Linked DNA regions of Homo sapiens: region 2 is linked to region 1. Evidence: read pairs that join two places in POLR2A ChIA-PET (ENCODE). Cell type or tissue: OCI-LY7. All regions are shown on one strand. Each heading gives the region's core, and the rest is flanking DNA. Links, peaks and the distances in the headings are about the cores only. Region 1 overlaps SERINC5 (serine incorporator 5). Region 2 overlaps LOC105379048 (a long non-coding RNA gene).

The links. Peaks named below come from ENCODE experiments on the same cell type or tissue, not always from the same donor. Only the 100,000 strongest peaks of a DNase experiment are listed, where the experiment ranks them.
Region 2: POLR2A ChIA-PET joins it to region 1 with 6 read pairs; 1 of 35 experiments calls an interaction of 5 or more read pairs at or near these places.

What each region holds. Positions count from the first base shown.
Region 1 is chr5:80,186,555-80,194,817 of GRCh38, reverse strand. All of the region lies in intron 2 of SERINC5 (serine incorporator 5), which reads left to right. Among named protein-coding and RNA genes, the nearest start is that of SERINC5, 65 kb to the left of the region's middle. RefSeq lists enhancers at 768-1,338, 1,911-2,481, 2,482-3,053, 6,429-7,259. In OCI-LY7, for the core only: a CTCF peak has its summit at 147; DNase peaks (open chromatin) are centred at 2,167, 2,637, 3,667, 4,787 and 4 weaker places; H3K4me3 peaks cover 6,805 bases; H3K27ac peaks cover 8,000 bases.
Region 2 is chr5:79,885,381-79,893,783 of GRCh38, reverse strand. All of the region lies in intron 1 of LOC105379048 (a long non-coding RNA gene), which reads right to left. Among named protein-coding and RNA genes, the nearest start is that of LINC01455, 47 kb to the left of the region's middle. In OCI-LY7, for the core only: no CTCF peak of the experiment used is centred there; DNase peaks (open chromatin) are centred at 3,243, 6,673, 7,143 and 7,603; H3K4me3 peaks cover 1,558 bases; H3K27ac peaks cover 4,852 bases.

The sequences.
Region 1 (8,263 bases), core at 1-8,000:
AGGTTTGCTTGTTGGTCAGATATTCACAGAAGTCACAGTTAAATGCCTTTTATCAAGCATATCCTTCCTCCGCTTTCTAGACTTTCTTCTGGGCCCAGTGGTAAGAAGTATTACTTTTGGAAATAGCGCTGCCTGGGGCCCTCAGCAGCGATCTTAGCTTAGTTACATTTCCCATCTGCCTGCTTCCTGTTGTGATGACCAAAAGCTGAGCTCAAGGGATGACTGTTATTCTGAAGTAGAAAACAGAGGTAGCCACAAAACTAGTATTTATTTATTCAGTGGCTTTACATGTAAAATAGAACTTGTTTTCAGGTTGTGTTTGGTATAACCATCTTTTTAAAACAAACATCATCAGTGAAAAATATTCCGCTTTGATCCAAAATACTGTGCAGTTTGTCCCAATGTAAAATGACAGGTCTTCATGCTGAAGCTGGAGAGTCTGGCTCTTGATTTTCCTTTGATATTTACTGGTTGAATGTTCAGAGCACACTGTACCTGAGACCTGCATCAGGGGCTGGCATAGGCACATTGAAGCCTCAAGTAGAACTCTCTCCATTCTCCGCTTATATGCTTTTGTGTCAGAACAAGTGTCAAATTAACAATAACAAGAAAATATTGCTGACCCAGTTCTTTGATTCTGGAATGCTTTTTTAAAATCCAGCTGAGATGGAGTGCTTTTCAAAAGTTCTCTTTCTGCGTAGCAACTGAGTTCATGGTACTGTTGTACCTTATGTGTCAAGTTATCAAGGAGGAAGTTTTTGAGATTAAAAGTGGGTTGGGACCATCGAACCTCAAGCCCATTGTAGAACTGAGGGAAAATTCTCACCATGACCTTTTAGAATTTTCCTCTGGGGAGCTGGCTTTGAGGTTTTGCCTCTTAAATCCTCTGAGTTCCCTCCCCTCCAAGTTAGGATGACTCTGGAGACATATGTTTCCAAACGGTTTTATCTTTTGGTCTAAATTTCATCCGGAGATAACATGTGAGAGAAAGCAAGGAGTCCCTGTACCCTCCTATGCCTCAGCTGTCATTGCTGGGCCTTATCCTTCCCCATACAAGTGGATGTCGGGAAGTAGTGGTGGGAAATCGTTTTGTACTGGAGGCAGCAATTTGAACTAATGGATATTCTGCTGAGAGTCTTTTTTTGAGCCTGAACCAAGGACAAAGAGGTTTGATCCTGGTCCAGTAATAATGAGCTTGCCAGGAGGCAGGAAATTGGAAACAATACATACTGTCCTTGGTCTGTGAGGATCCATTACCTGCACGTTTGCGGGAGCACCAGGTGTCAGCTGGATCTCTTTTAGGATTGGTCTGGCTATGGACGAGAGAGAATGATAAGATGTGAGAATGAAAGTTTTCCTAACACGTTTTTTTCTGTAGTCATCTAAAGCGTCTGTTAAGCAACTGTCCACAGACAGGGCCTCGGAGTAGCCTGCAGATAAATAGAACAGACAAAAGCTTTGGAAATGAGCATTGTCAGCCATCATAAACATGGGGCTGGAGAGAACAGAGAAATGGCACAACGAAGAATGGAAGAAAAAGTAGCCTCAGAGCGATGGGAACAGGAAACAATGCATAGATATTGTGAATGGCTGAATCTTGATACTTACTCTGCATAGAAATTTAATAGGATGATTCTGTGACTTGATTAAACTGTAATCCGAGCTCATTCTTCAAAAGTTTAAAAAATTGCCTAGCTGTCATTCTTTCAGATGCAAGTGGCGAGCACTCTGAAAGGTGCTGGGGATTTCAGAGACACTGAGTAACACACAGTTATTGTCCCCATAGAGCTGGCCCTCAGGTAGGGGAAAAGAGAGCAGTTTGGCAAGTGTGTCTGGAAGGAGCCTGTGATGCTAGACTGTGTATGTCTGAAAGCTAAAAATATGTGAACTCCATTAGTGAATATTGGACAGTGGTGTTGGCTCAGATGTGACTCGGCTGACCTTCGGAGTCACGTGGTAACTCAGGAATGCTCTCTCCCCATTCTAGAGACAGAGCTGAGGTGCCTGGGAGGTTTATAAAATGGAATGAAGTGTTTTTGCCTCCTCATCAGGGCTGAGCATAATCATAAGGGGTTGGGTATTCTGGTGGTGTGGTTTTAAAATTTCAGCGAGACAGTCTCTGCAGTCTTCAAATAGATCTAAAATTATCTTTCGACATGCTGGCTTTCATCAGTGTGGGGTTTATTTTTGGTTCCATGGGGTGTGTTTGTGTGACAGATGTGAGGACGTTTTCTGTTCGAGCTATTGATGGCTTCTGAGCCGCAGAGATGAGCGCTGGAAGCTCATAGACACATTCTCTCTCCATTCCTTCCCACCCCATCTGAAAAACTTTCTGTGGGTGGATAAATTAAGGTACTTTATTTTCTGCTAAAAAAAAAAAAATGACATATGGGAGATACACAGTTTGATTCACTTAAGGCCCAAGTTCCATTTGAGGACAGCCCTGAGGAAGGGAAGAGTCTCATGGGAGAAGGCAGGAGCGGAGGGTTGGGACAGCTGGACCGCAGCCCAAAGGAGCTGCTCTTTTGGCTCTTGATTTGTAGAGTAAGTTATCACCAGTTGTCACTTGCTTTTGAAATGTGCATTTGTACTTAGGCAGTTAACAGTTAGCCACAACTCCTCATCTATTCTTCCTAGTAGCGCAGGGGTGGGGCAGACTTTTCTTACAAAGAGCCAGCTAGTACACACTGGAGGCCCTGTGGTCTCTGTAGCAGCTCTCGCCTTTGTAGTGCAAAAGCAGCCAAAACAATATGCCAGCCAATGGCATGGCCAGCCAACCAGTGTGGCTATGTTCCAATAAAACTAGGAGGCTAGCTGGATTTGACCCACTGGCTGTCGTTGGCTGACTCCTGTGTTAGACCCTCCATGGTCTTATATGCGTTATGTGCAGTTATTCTCCCATCTCTCTCAAAAGGGAAACGTCAGTGACCTGAACATTGTGCTCAGAGTACCAGAGTTCTTGCTTAAGTTGCAGGTAACTGACTAGGCTGTATGAACCACATAGTGGGTAGACTAGGTAAGAATAATGTGGCAATAAATTAGTATGACATGTTTAATAGTAATTATGTCTATATGGCATTTTGGAATAAATGGCAAATTGTTTACAAGTTAAAAAAAAAAAAGTCTTTTTTTTTTTCTTTCTTTTTTTTTTTTTAGAGACAGGGCCTTGCCCTGTTGCCCAGGCTGGAATGTGGTGGCACGATCATGGCTCACTGCAGGCTTAACCTCTGGGGCTCAAGTGATTCCCTGCTTCAGCCTGCTGAGTAACCGGGACCATAGATGTGCACCACGATGCCTGGCTAATTTTTCTTTTTTTTTTTTCTTTTTTTTTTTTTTTTGTAGAGATGGAGTCTCCCTATGTTGCCCAGGCTGGTCTCAAACTCCTAGGCTCAAAGCAACGATCCTCCTGCCTCAGCCTTCCAAAGTGCTGGGATTATAGGTGTAAGCCACTGTGCCCAGCCAGTCATCTTTTTATATATTCTGTCAAAGGACGAAATTACAAATTTAGTTGGAAAGTTGAATTGGATTTTATTTGTGATTCTAGAATGTGAAGTAGAACGACTGTTCCAGTTAGCTGAGCAGAGGAGGGTGTCTTTATAGGCAGAAAAGGCTTGAAAAAAAGCAGAAACAGAACAAAAGGTTAAAACAGAGGATTTCCTTATTAGGCAGACTCACATTGACTAGAATCTTTCAGTGGTTTTTTTTTTTGGTTTTTGTTTTTAAAGAAAACTGGCCCCCAAATTCAGTGGCACTTAGTACAAGTGGCTTCATTTTGGTTCGGTCTGGTCTGCTGGGGCCTAGTGCAGGAGTCAAAAACAATGGCCTCTCCTAAACTTTAACAATCCAAACCAAGCATTTGGTGATCCAGGAAGAAGTGGGGTTGGAGAAAATGAGGGTCTGGGCACCCTAGTTCCCCAGCTGCTGGGCACCATCATTCAATTCCAGGTCTGATATAAGAAAGATGCTGGGGCCGGAAACTTAAATGTCTGCCATGTACTGGTTCCCATCACTAGAACTGGGGAACAGGTAATGGGGCTCTCAAATCTTGAGGTTATAGGTTTGGTGTAGAGTCCTATCTTTTGGGGAACATTAGGTCCTAATGTCCTGCCTAAGGCAAACATCATGACTAGTCCGAATTAACCATGAAAATACTTCAAATATCCATCAAGTAGAGCATAGTTTTGTGCATACAGCATTTCACTAGTAGAACGTTAGCTCTTTTTAGCATGAACTTTTAAACTGTTTTATTCACAGCTCGTATCCCCCTAGTTTAGAGCAATACCTGCACATAGTAGTTGGGAATGAGTGCGTGGATGCTCAAACTCTAGGCTGTAATACATGTGTATGTCATGTAACATATAGTACGGAATGAAGATTATACATGCAAACTCTAAATTCACTGGATTTTTACAAATTATATGCTCATGTCTGTAATCCCAGCACTTTGGCAGACCAAGATGGGAGGATCACTTGAGCCAAGAGTTCGAGACCAGCCTGGGCAACATGACGAAACCCCGTCTCTACAAAAAATACAAAAATTAGTCAGGTGTCATGGTGTGCACCTGTAGTCCTAGCTGCTCCAGGAGGCTGAGATGGGAGGATTGCTTGAGCCAGGGAGGTGGAGGTTGCAGTGAGCCGAGATTGTGCCATTGCACTCTAGCCTGGGTGACTGAGTGAGACCCTGTCTCAAAAAAAAAAAAAAAAAAAAAAAGTACGGGAGACAGTTATGTAAATAGTTGAACTTGCAAATAATGTATTACCACTGCGTTCAGGTCCACACATTTAAGAAGAAAGCAAGCTAATTTTGGCTGAGTGAGGTGGCTCCCACCTATAATCCCAGCAGTGTGGGGATGCTGCAGTGGGAGGATCTTGTGAGGCCAGGAATTTGAGACCAGCCTGTGCAACATAGTTAAAACCCTGTCTCTACAAAAAGTAAAAAAGTAGCGGATGTGTTGGCATGCACCTCTAGTCCCAGCTTCTGGGAAGGCTGAAGTGGGAGGATGGCTTGCGTCTAGGAGTTTGAGGCTGCAGTGAGCTATGATTGTGCCACTGCACTCCAGCCTGAGGGACAGAGCAAGACCCCTTCTCTATTAAAAGAAAAGAAAAAAAAAGAAACTAGCAGATTTGAGGCTCACTTAGACTATAAGCATGTGTTTTCTCTAAATGGTTAGAATAGAAAGACCTGCATGTTTCAGCATTTAGTCCTCTCTTTATAGAAATTTCACATTTCTATGTTCAAGAGATATCTTTCCATCAGCCGTGTTCACCTCAGGGCAGCACAGTGTCTTCTGTTAGACCCTGTATTCTGTGTGGGGCCATAGCCGTATTTTCTAGCCGAAACGAAAGTTCAGACCTCCGTAGCTGTGGTTTTAAGTTGTCTTGAGTTAGAAATAGATTTGTGTCTTTGGCTCAGAGGGTCCTATTCACTCTCTTCCCGGCTTTGGTTGTAGGGGCATTGCTTACAAAGGCCCTCAGGAATCTGGAAGATTGACATGTTGACCTTGCCGGGGCAGCACAGGAGTACCTGGCTGAGAGATGGTGTGTCCCCAGCTCTGCCTCTCTTGCCGGCACCTCCACTCCTCCTCTCTTCTGCTCTATTACCCCTAATTCCAGAGTTTCCAAAACCCTTCTTATGGAGAGTTTGGCAGTATCCGTTCAAATTTTAAATGTACTAACTTTATGACTTCTGTCATAAAGCTGACTTTAGCTTCTGTCCTTCTCAACACTTTACATGTGAACAGAGAGATACACATAATAAGGATGATATCCATTGTACATTATTTATAATAGTGAGAAAAAATCAGAAAAAAACTAAATGCCTATCAGCAGGATAACAAACTAAATTAGAGTCAATCAGATTGTAGAATTCTAAATTTTTATCTATTTTTCTGAGACAGGGTTTTGCTGTGTTGGCTAGGCTGCAGTGCAGTGGCGCGATCATGGCTCACTGCAGCCTCAACCTTCTGGGCTGAAGTGATCCTCCCACCTCAGTCTCCTAAACTCTTGGGCTCAAGAGATGCTCCTACCCCAGCCTCCTGAGTAACTGGGACTACAGGCGTGCACCACTATGCCTGGCCAATTTTTTTACTTTTTGTAGAGACGGGGTCTCTCACTGTGCTGCCCAGGCTGGTCTTGAACTCCGGGGCTCAAGTGATCCTCCTGCCTTGGCCTCTCAAAGTGCTCAGATTACAGGTGTGGGCCACTGGGCCCAGCCTAGAATTCTATGTAGTATGTAAGAAGATGCAAATAGATTTATCTGTTAAACATACAGCAACCTCCAAGACATAATGAATGTAGAATAATGGCACAGCAAAGGGTCTAGAAAGATCCACTCACACCTGGGGACAGTGGCACCTCTAGGGAAGCAATCAAGTTAGAATTGAGGCATTGATGGGCAAGGACACTGGGTTATTTGTATTTTTATTGTAATTTACACATTTTGGCAGTAAAATATATAATTGTTTTGCTTATATAAGTGCAAATAAAATTGAGAATAATCCTTTGCAGTTAGATTTTTTTTTTTTTTTTTTTTTTTGAGACGGAGTCTTGCTCTGTCGCCCAGGCTAGAGTGCAGTGGTGGGATCTCAGCGCACTGCAAACCCCGCCTCCCGGGTTCAAGCGATTCTCCTGTCTCAGCCTCCCGAGTAGCTGGGATTACAGGTGCCCGCCATGCACCTGGCTAATTTTTGTATTTTTTAGCAGAGACGGGGTTTCACCATCTTGGCCAGGCTGGTCTCGAACTCCTGACCTCATGATCCACCTGCCTCGGCCTCCCAAAGTGCTAGGATTATGGGCGTGAGCCACCGCACCCAGCCTTCTGCCTTCAGTTTTACCTAATTCTCTCAATGGAGATTGAAATGAGTTGAATCCTGTTCTGCATCTGTGGAGGAGCCCTTCTTCCCATAGTAATTAATTAGTCAGTCTTCTGGGAGTTGTCTCCTTTGGAGCTTATTGTATAACGGTTTGCTTAGAGTTGCTTTCTGGCTGCTTAATCCTATCTGTGACTGTTTGATTCTGACAAAATATTCATGGTGGAGGAGGAGCTGTGAACTCGCATTCTCAGTCTTTGCATGCTTTTTGAGATTAATTTTCATTCATCTTTTGGCTTTTAATAATGATACAATGTAGATTTTTCTATTAAAAATGCTCAGATAACCCAAAGAAAAGAGAAGCCAGTACTGGTTGTTGTTATTGTTTATTAAATAGCCCCAGATCCCCCAAAGGGCCTCAAAGGCAATCACTTACTGAGAAATGAGCTTTGGTTGCCAAGAGGCTGTGTAAGGAAAGAGGGAAGCTGATTTTAGTGTTTCCCATTTCATGGCTGTTGTCCACTGACCAATAACAGGAAGTCATCAGTGTGGTGGACCCTGGAAGTACTTCATGGAGAAAAACAAACTATCCTGGAAAGTTTGAAGATGAGTGGAATATCAGAAAAGGGAAAGGCAGACTGGGAGACATTCTAGGTTCTGAAATGCATTTTCAAGTGAGGGATATTAAACAGAACTTGCAAATCTAGTTCTTCTAGTTTTTGTGAACCTAATTTATCCCTCATGTGGAGCTGCCCAAAGCTTTCTTTGAAATTTGATATTAATATAATGAAATGTAAGAATAATTAGCTTTGCTAATATTGCATTTTCTTTTTTCTTTTTTTTGAGATGGAGTTTTGCTTTGTCACCCAAGCTGGAGTGCAGTGGCGTGATCTCAGCTCACTGCAACCTCTTCTTCCTGGGTTCAAGCTATTCTCCTGCCTCAGCCTCCTGAGTACTTGGGACTACAGACGTGTGCCACCACGCCTGGCTAATTTTTGTATTTTTAGGTATTTTTGGTAGAGATGGAGTTTCACCATGTTAGCCAGGCTGGTCTCGAACTCCTGACCTCAGGCAGTCCGCCCGCCTTGGCCTCCCCAAATGCTGGGATTACATACGTGAGCCACCGCGCCTGGCCTAATATTGCATTTTCTAATCTCAAGTAACACGATTACACAACTACAACTTTCACCTACTTCCTCTCCATTTCTTAAGAAGCCACTCCCAAAACTTATACATGTTTTCTATGTTTGTAGCATCTGGGCCCCTGGCCAATTAGACCTGTAGGTCTTCCTGTAGCTTTTTTGTTGTTTATTTGCCTGGGATTGAAGTTGTTTTAGGGACATAGCTAGCATCTCTCCTGTGTAAACAAAATTACGTGAATTTTCTTCTCCCTTGCATCTTGTTGAGTTTATTACTTGTTTTCATGTTTTGGAAATGTTTTTCCTAATTTGTGA
Region 2 (8,403 bases), core at 126-8,125, 300 kb after region 1:
TCATTAACACAAGTATGCCTCCAACACTGTGGACTCATGAATTTCAACCATGGGGTGGGAATCACTTTCTGAATTCTAGTGGCAGTGTTTCCAGCAACGTCAGCAATAGTGTCTCCATCAGTGTTAGTAGCAGCAACAGTCTCTCCAGCAGTACAGTGATAAATACTGGGCTTATGGGCATCAGCTAGGGGCAGTAGCAGCTTCCTGATCTCTGAGTAACACCCCTTCCCACTTTTTACCCTCTAAGTCAGGAGTGATGATAATTTCCTGATTTCCATGGATGTAAGTTACCTATTGCCAAAATAGTTCCATGAAACATACAACCATAACATTTTAGTAGCATTCAAAAATAAAAGAATGTAGTGTTTGTCTATCCAGGGTTAGCTAGGTGTTGGCTGGTTGTTGGCTCGGATGGGCTGGCCTTGACTGCGGCCACTAGACTCTGAGACATGGGTTTCTTGTCCTCCAGCAAGAGAGCCTGAGCATGTTCTATGGTGATGGCAGGCATCCGAGAGGCAGCAAGTGGAAACGTGCAGAGCCTCATGAGCCTGGATTTAGAAGTGGCTCATCATCACTTCTGCCCCATAAGTCACATAGGGTGGAGAAATGCACTCCACTTTTATGGGAGGGACTCCAAAGTCACATGGCAAAGGATCTGGGTACGGGGAAGGGTAAAGGATTGTGACCATAAATGCAATCAGTCTGCCATACAGGTAATATTCCCTTTCCTCTTTTGTTCTTCCAGCCCTTCCAGAAATTTTCCCACCAGTTACATGCGTTAAATCTTTTTGCTTTGATTATCGAGAACGGTTTTTCTTTTCCTCATTGGATACTGACTGATATGCTTATTTATTATATGTATTGCTTGTATTCATTTCCTATTACTGTCATAGCACATTACCACACACTTAGCAGTTCAAAACAACAGAGATTTATTATCTTATTGTTCTATTGGTCAAAAGTCTGGTGGGCTCAGCTGCTTTCTCTGGCTAGAGTCTCTCAAAGCCAAAGTCAAGGTGTTGGCAGGGCTGCCTTCATTTCTGGAGGCTCTAGGGGAGAATCTGTCTTCTTGCTTATGCAGATTGCTGGCAGAATTTAGTTCCTTGTGATTGATAGACTCAGGTTCCTGTTTCCTTGTTGGCATTCCCAGTTTCCAGAGGCCACTCATATTCCTTGGCTCATGGCTCCTTCCTTCATCTTCTAAGCCAGCAACAGTAGGTCAAGTACCCCTCATGCTTCAAATCTTTCCTGCCTCTTCTTCCATCCCATGTCTCTGACTGATTCTTCTGCTTTCTTCTTCCACTTCCAAGGGCCCATGTGATTACACTGAGCCCAACTGGATAACCCACGATACTTTCCCCATCTCAAGGTTCATAACATTAATCATAGCTGCAAAGTCCTTTTTGCCATCCAGTGTAACATATTCACAGGTTCTGGGGATCAGGACATGAACATATTTTGGGAGCCATTATTCTGCCAACCACATTGTTTATAATCTGTCCCCCCCTTGCTAGAAAATTGCCTTCAGAGAGCTTGTTTCATTCACTGACGCATCCCAAGTGTCTAGAACAGTGCCTAGCATAAAGTGGATAATAAATATTCATTGAATTGAATGAATGAGGCTTTAAGGGTCCAAAAACCTAAGTTGAAATTTTAGTTTTGCCACTGATACCTTTTAGTCTCATTTCTTCATATATAAAATAGAGTTAATTATACCTACTTCTTGGGCATATATGTTGTTGATGATGATATTAGATAACACAGTTGACACTTGAACAACTCAAGTTTGAACTGTGCAAGTCTACTTACAGCAGCTTTTCTCCAACTAAACATGAATGGAAATTACAGCATTCCTGGGATGTGAAACCCATGTATGGGGAGGGCTGACTTTTCCTATATGCTTGTTCTGCAGGGCTGACTGCGGGACTTGAGTATGCTTGGATTTGATTATACACGGGGTTCTGGAATCAATCCCCTGTGTATACTGAAGGATGACTGCATTCATATAACAGATACACACATTTAAAATTTATGAATGTGTTTTTCTCATTTTGCATTCACCCCGTTCATTCAGAGATGCATCACAGAGAGTTGGGAGTATTACAAAAGGAAACCAAAGAGGAAGTGGGAGGTTATATGTAGTTTTTGACATCCAAAGTAGGACTTTGGAGAGGGAAGGGGGATCACAGAAGAAGAAACTTTAAACTTTTTTAAAAAGGAAAAAAATTCAAATTTTGTTTGTTGCTCATCCAGAACAAGTCTAACTGACAGGATTATAAAGTTTCTTTCAAAGTGTAGAGCAGACTCCCTTTCCATCATTATGGCTGAGCTGTGAGGCTTGGCTTAGAGGCTTCGGAAGGAAAGAGGCTAGAACACAGGAGAAGTTCACAGGAGATAGGAAAATGAAGGAGGAATTCTGCCCTTCTCTGATGGAATGACAAAGACGACGAGAGACAACAAGAGGGCAAAGAGGTCATGTATGAGGAACTGCAAGGCTGGGGAGGCAAATACCATTTGCCTCAGACAGTTTGGCTGGGCCACCAAGTCTCTAGGACAGAGCTGTTCAGTAGAAATCTAATGTGAACCATATATGTAATTTTAACTTTTCTGCTGGCCACGTTTTTAAAGCAAAAAGAAACAGGCGATGCTTAGCTGCAGGAATTGTTGGGAAAGAAGCATTTCCCTGTTCCAGTTTCTAAAGCGGAGGCTGGCAATGTGGAAGAGGATTAGGAATGAGCTGCCCTACTGGTGACATCTAGAAAGAACCACTTCGTGGGGTTGACGTGAACCACTAGTCCTTCATTAGGGAAGCAAGCTGTGGTCTGATCCTTTTGGTTGTTTCTTTTTGTAGCATGTGCAAGTATATTAGATTCAGTGGTTTCAAGGTTTCAAGATACAGATATGTCCTTAGGTTATTTCCACAAATGAGGGTTAATTATTATATAAGGCTACTTAGGAAAATAAAGGAGACAGAAAGTTGTCTCAGGCCACGTGGTCAGGCCTCCATGGAAACAAAAACATGGTCCAGGAAGTGGTTGTAGCCCCATTACTCCAGTAGTAGCTCTGGTGACACTGCCACAACAGTATCTGGTTGGCGACTCTTCAGAATTGGGCATCTGCAGATCCCTGCTCTGGGGCTCCACCATGACAATGATGCATATATTTTGCCTCTGCACCTGCTGCTCCTGACTTTACCAACAGACTTTCTCTGTGTGTCCATATTGAATGCCCTGACAGAGCATCTGGTTGGACAGCCTTCACCATCCAGCTGGTGGAGTTCTTGCTCAAGGTCACCTTCAGGCTCTGGCTAATCCAACAATAGCTTCCTTGTTCTATTAATGTGACGGGGTCATGGGTCATGTACCATCACTCTTGGTCACCCTCAGAAGGAGACTACGGGTGAGGCAGGCTCCCTAAGGCTTTGCAGAAGAGGTAATGAACCAATGGCTAGTCCTGGCTCCCTGGTTCTAGGCCATCTGCTGAGCCAGGCCAATCTGGCCATTTTTTTTTTTTTTATTGCAGCTGCTTTACCATTTACAAAGAGTTATTCATCTAGCTTCATTGGCTCAAGGTTAAAGCCCTAAAAGCTTTCTGCTTTAACTGCTCAGATTGCCAGAAAACTAGGACAAATAAATAAATTAACAAAAAGCCTACTAAAAGAAGGAAAAAAAGAAGAAATAGGCCAGGCGTGGTAGTTTATATCTGTAATCCAAGCACTTTGGGAGACTGAGGAAGGAGATTTGCTTGAGCCCAGGAGTTAGAGCCTGCAGTAAGCTATGATGGCAACTCTGCACTCTGGCTGGGACAACAGAGCAAGATCATGTCTCTAAAAAAGAAAGAAATCTAAAAAAGAAAGATAAAATCAATAATGTATTTTATCTAACTCAATATATCCAAAATATTATCATTTCAACATGCAATCAATAGAAAAAATTAATGAGATATTTTACTTTTGGGGGGGTCAGTCTTTGAAATCTGATGTGTATTTGGTGCAGCACATCTCAATTCAGACTAACCTCTTTTCAACTGCATAAAGAAATTTCTAGAACTCCTGCAAGCCATATGTAGACTATATATTGAATGATGAAACTTTAAGGGAAGCCTCCCCTATGGCCACATCCAGTACAGTATAAATGGTAGCCAGAGGAGGAGCAGAGAGGTGGCAATGTTCCTGATTTCCCATAGTTACATATGATATGCAGGGGTTCTAGAAGTTTCCCTGTGCTTCCATGAGGGGACAGGTGAAGATGAGAGGGCTGGTTTGCTGGCCGAGTCCTGCAGTCAAGACAGAGTAAACCCTGTATATGTGGACTTCATGACTGAAGGTGAACGTCAAGGACCATGGACTCCAGTGATGGATGCCAGTGCATCATTGCAAAGGCCTGACAACTCAGAGGTCACCTGCCCAGGATCTGGATCAGACAAGTCACAGTGCATCAGAAGCCGATGAGGATCCAGAGCAGGGCCCGAGGTGAGTACAAATGCAGCCCCAGCCTGCTTCTATCTCTTCTCAACCCCAACTTTGTCTGGAAGGTTTGCACAGGCACATAGACCCCCCAGGCTGCAGGTCCAGGCTCCTTCACCCCAATCCCATTCTGCTACAGCTTCTCCTTGGCCACCTCTTTGGCCTAAGGGTATGCATACTTGTTGTGGGGTCCACCATCAGGAGATAAACCTAAGGAGGAAGCCTGCAGAGGCCCTGAAAGTGCACTGGAGAAGTTGGGAAGGAAGGGATTCCTGTGTCCTGGGTATCCTGAATATGACGCAGTAGTGGAGGTGCAGACTCTGGTGAGCACATCTCCTTGGCTGCCTGGAGACCCTGCCCCTTGGTGTGGGCTGTGACAAGAGAAAAGTCAGAGCAAGAACTGCCCCCGCCTGCCAAGGGCAGCTCTTGCTCAAGCCTAAGGGCAGCATGGCTCCAAGGATTTGAGTCCCTTTTGCTGACACAGCATTGACAACCTTTAGGCCATGATTCCACCCAAAACTCTAAATTTCACCCTAAAGAGGATTGTGGGTGGGAAAGGAGAGCTTGGAAGGTTGAGTACATGCTCTAAAAAGATGGAGTTAAAAGAGTTTAAACTGAAAGAGACTCTGATGCTATAAATTATCAAATTTAAATTCTGTTTTTCTCCTACTATTCAATGACTGAGGAAGAAAGTGAAGATTGTTAGATAAAATCCATTGTGAGAGCAACATTTTCTTTGCATATCTGAGTATAGTGTATAAATTTGGGGGTCCCATGACATATACAAAGTACCATTTGGTAATAACTCAATAAAGTGAGGCAATGATGATGATGATGACTGCAATGCAATTCTGATACTAACTACTTGGCAATTAACATAGACTCCACAGATTCAAGGGCATGAACCCAACAAGACTCTATTCACTTTAGACATCAGCTGTAAGTTCCAGGACTCACAGGCCCTTTGCACTTTTGACCAACTGGGTACAAATTCAGAAGTTTCCACTACCTCTTCAGGGTTGATAATTCAGTAGAGTGACTCACAGAACTTAAAAAAGTGCTATATTTATGACTATAGTTTTATTATAGAGGATACAAGTCAGGACCAGACAAAAGAAAAGACCCATAGGGCAAAGTCTGGAAGGGCTCATATGCAAAACTTCCATGTCCTCAGGATGTGGCACCCTCCTGACACATCAGCGTATCACCAACCAGGAAGCTCAACCCAGCCTTGGTATCCAGAGTTTTTATTGGAGTTTCATTACATAGGCATGGTTGGTTACATCATTTCTGTATGGTTGGAGTCAATCTCTAGCTCCATTCTCCTCCCCAGAGGTGGGGTTGATATCACGCAGCTCAAAGCTTCAACCCTCTCATCACATGGTTAGTCTTTCTAGCATAGACAGATCCCATCCTGAGCCACAGTATTAGCATAAACTAAGATATGGTCTGAGGGGCCCACCATGAATAACAAAGATACTCCTATCACTCAGGAAAATCCAACGACTTAGGTTAGCTCACAGGGACTATGGACAAAGGCCAGCCATGTTCTTTTATATACAACAACAATGATCATGATGATAATGATGTAATTTCTAGTCTACTGAGCTCCTCCCACTTGAGAAACAAAATGCTCTAGCCCAGTTAAATACCCATCTTTTAACAGCATGCTTAAGAAGTAACTCTCATAGTGAAATATGAGGTACGTGTGTGGATCTGCACTTCAAATCCTGCTGTGGTACGGAATGTATTCATGGCCTCAGCATCAGGGAAGAGGCTTCCTGTTGGGTGATCCTCTCCAGTACACACCCTGAAATCTCATCAAGCCATTAATTTCCTTTCCTGTGAACACTTCTCTTGTTAACCCCTGGGCATTTTCCAGTGGAAAATGGAGTTTCTCGCTTTCCCTGGCTCTTGTTTGCAGCCCAGTGAATTAAAACATGAACGAAGTAATTATCGTATTCCATACTGATGGAATACAGGTGGAGGACTGAAAGCAGGGGAATGTCAAGTAGTCCATTTGAGTCCATTGGGACCAGTTGGAGAGAAAGAAAACTGAAAAGGAGAAAGATGCGGAGACGGCAATAGCAGAAGACACAGCATTTAAATAGGAGCCGTCTTAATGAGAATATGTCACCTCAGAGCCAACAGGAAGTCAGCAGATGGGATGCACCTGTCCCTTGAGAGCCTCACGAAGCAAAATTAAGCACCAGAGCCCAGAATGGAAACAGGAAAACCAAATCAAACCCTTCAGATATGCTTCAGCAAATAAACTTTCGGCTCCCAAAACAACAGATGTTGCCCAGATGGGGTGCACCTAACATTTCCCCACACCTCTACATATTCTGAGGCCAAAGCACTATTCAGGGAATCTTACAGCCTGTTTCTTTGGTCATTCTTAGCGTGATTTTCACCACCAACACTCACTCATCCATTTAAATTAAGTTCATGTTGCTTTGGCTATAACAAACAGCTGGAGTTAGGATGGTTCATGTCTATAGACGCTGCTTTGCAAGAGGATGGTAATTTTAACTCAGGTGATGAATTCACCAGGATTTTGGAGGATGAGGAGAAGAAATCTGGTAGAGCCTTTCCCCCAGCTGTTGTTGAAGGCCGGACCCTAGAGCTCTTGGAACAAAGCAGAATTAGTAAGATGGATTGGCTGGCATTTCATGTCAATCACGTAAACCTAATTCAACCCCCAGTACATAGTGCAAATATTTACTGAGCACCTGCCATCTGAGGATGGCAGCTGGTGAGGAAGAGGTCTGTAATGGAGGCTGTTAACCCGTTTATTCAGAACTTCCCTTCTTCCCAAATAAATTTGTGTTAATCGTCTATTTTTATCATGGAAAAACAATTGGGAAGCCTCAATGATATGGGTGGTGGCCTGACTCTGCACTCCCCAGCTGTGGAGTTGCTGTGCCTGGGGCTGCGTGCAGACCTGAGGGGAAAGTGTATTCCAGAAACATTCCATTTTAGTCTCTAAAGGGTGACAGTCCAGGCATAGGTTTATGCTTTCTGAACGGCTGCTTATCAAGACAGAAGCCAACAGTGACATAAGGAGAAAAACTGAAACATAATAAAAGCAATGGGCAAAGCCAGAGCAGAGGCTGAGCACATTCTCCCCACAAGGTTTGCAACTCCTTTACTCCACCTGAACTGCGGGCCTTTGATGAGATCTCTGCAGCTGCAGCAAAGGCTTTCCTTTCCCCGCCACCCTCCCATCTCCACAGCCATTGCAAATGGCACCACTGGCAAACCCTGGATCTTGTTCCTCCCCTGAGAGTTTGCAAAATTACTCTTGAGGGAGGCATGCTGTTCCTGGGCTTTTTGGGTTGCCACTTAGTCACAAAGATCAATGCTGTGACATAACAAAAAATAAGTGGAGGTGGGAGGTGGTCCACAGACTCTGTTGCTATCTCCAGGGGGTTCCCAGAAACATGTTTGAAAGCAAGCTACGGAAAGGGTGGGAAGGACACTTTTTGTTCGTTTAAGAGTTCAGGGTGAAGGGCCTCCAGCCGAGGCCAGATCCACCCCAGGAAAAGATGTGAAGGAAGCAGCCTGACCTCTGTGGCCTCTTCTCTCTTCCCATTCCTCCCACTTTCCCCCATGTCTGTTCCTCTTCCCATTTCCAGAAATTATTTCTCTGGAGAATTGTGTGACTGGTGTGGCTGCAGTATTACCCATCCCAGAAGTACCTGGGGGTGATCTTTTACTTAAGAAAATACCTCCATCCAGTGCATTTTCTGTTTCATTAGGTAATAGGGACATATTTGGGAGCAGGCTGTAGGGAATGGGGATATTTCACCATTTGTTCATTCAACAAATAATTTTTGAGTGCCTATTATAATGTGGACCCTGGTGGGGGCAAGACGGAGGGTTCTTCATGCCCTTTGGTTATTCAACATCAATGCTATGGCTGGTTTCCTCTTAAA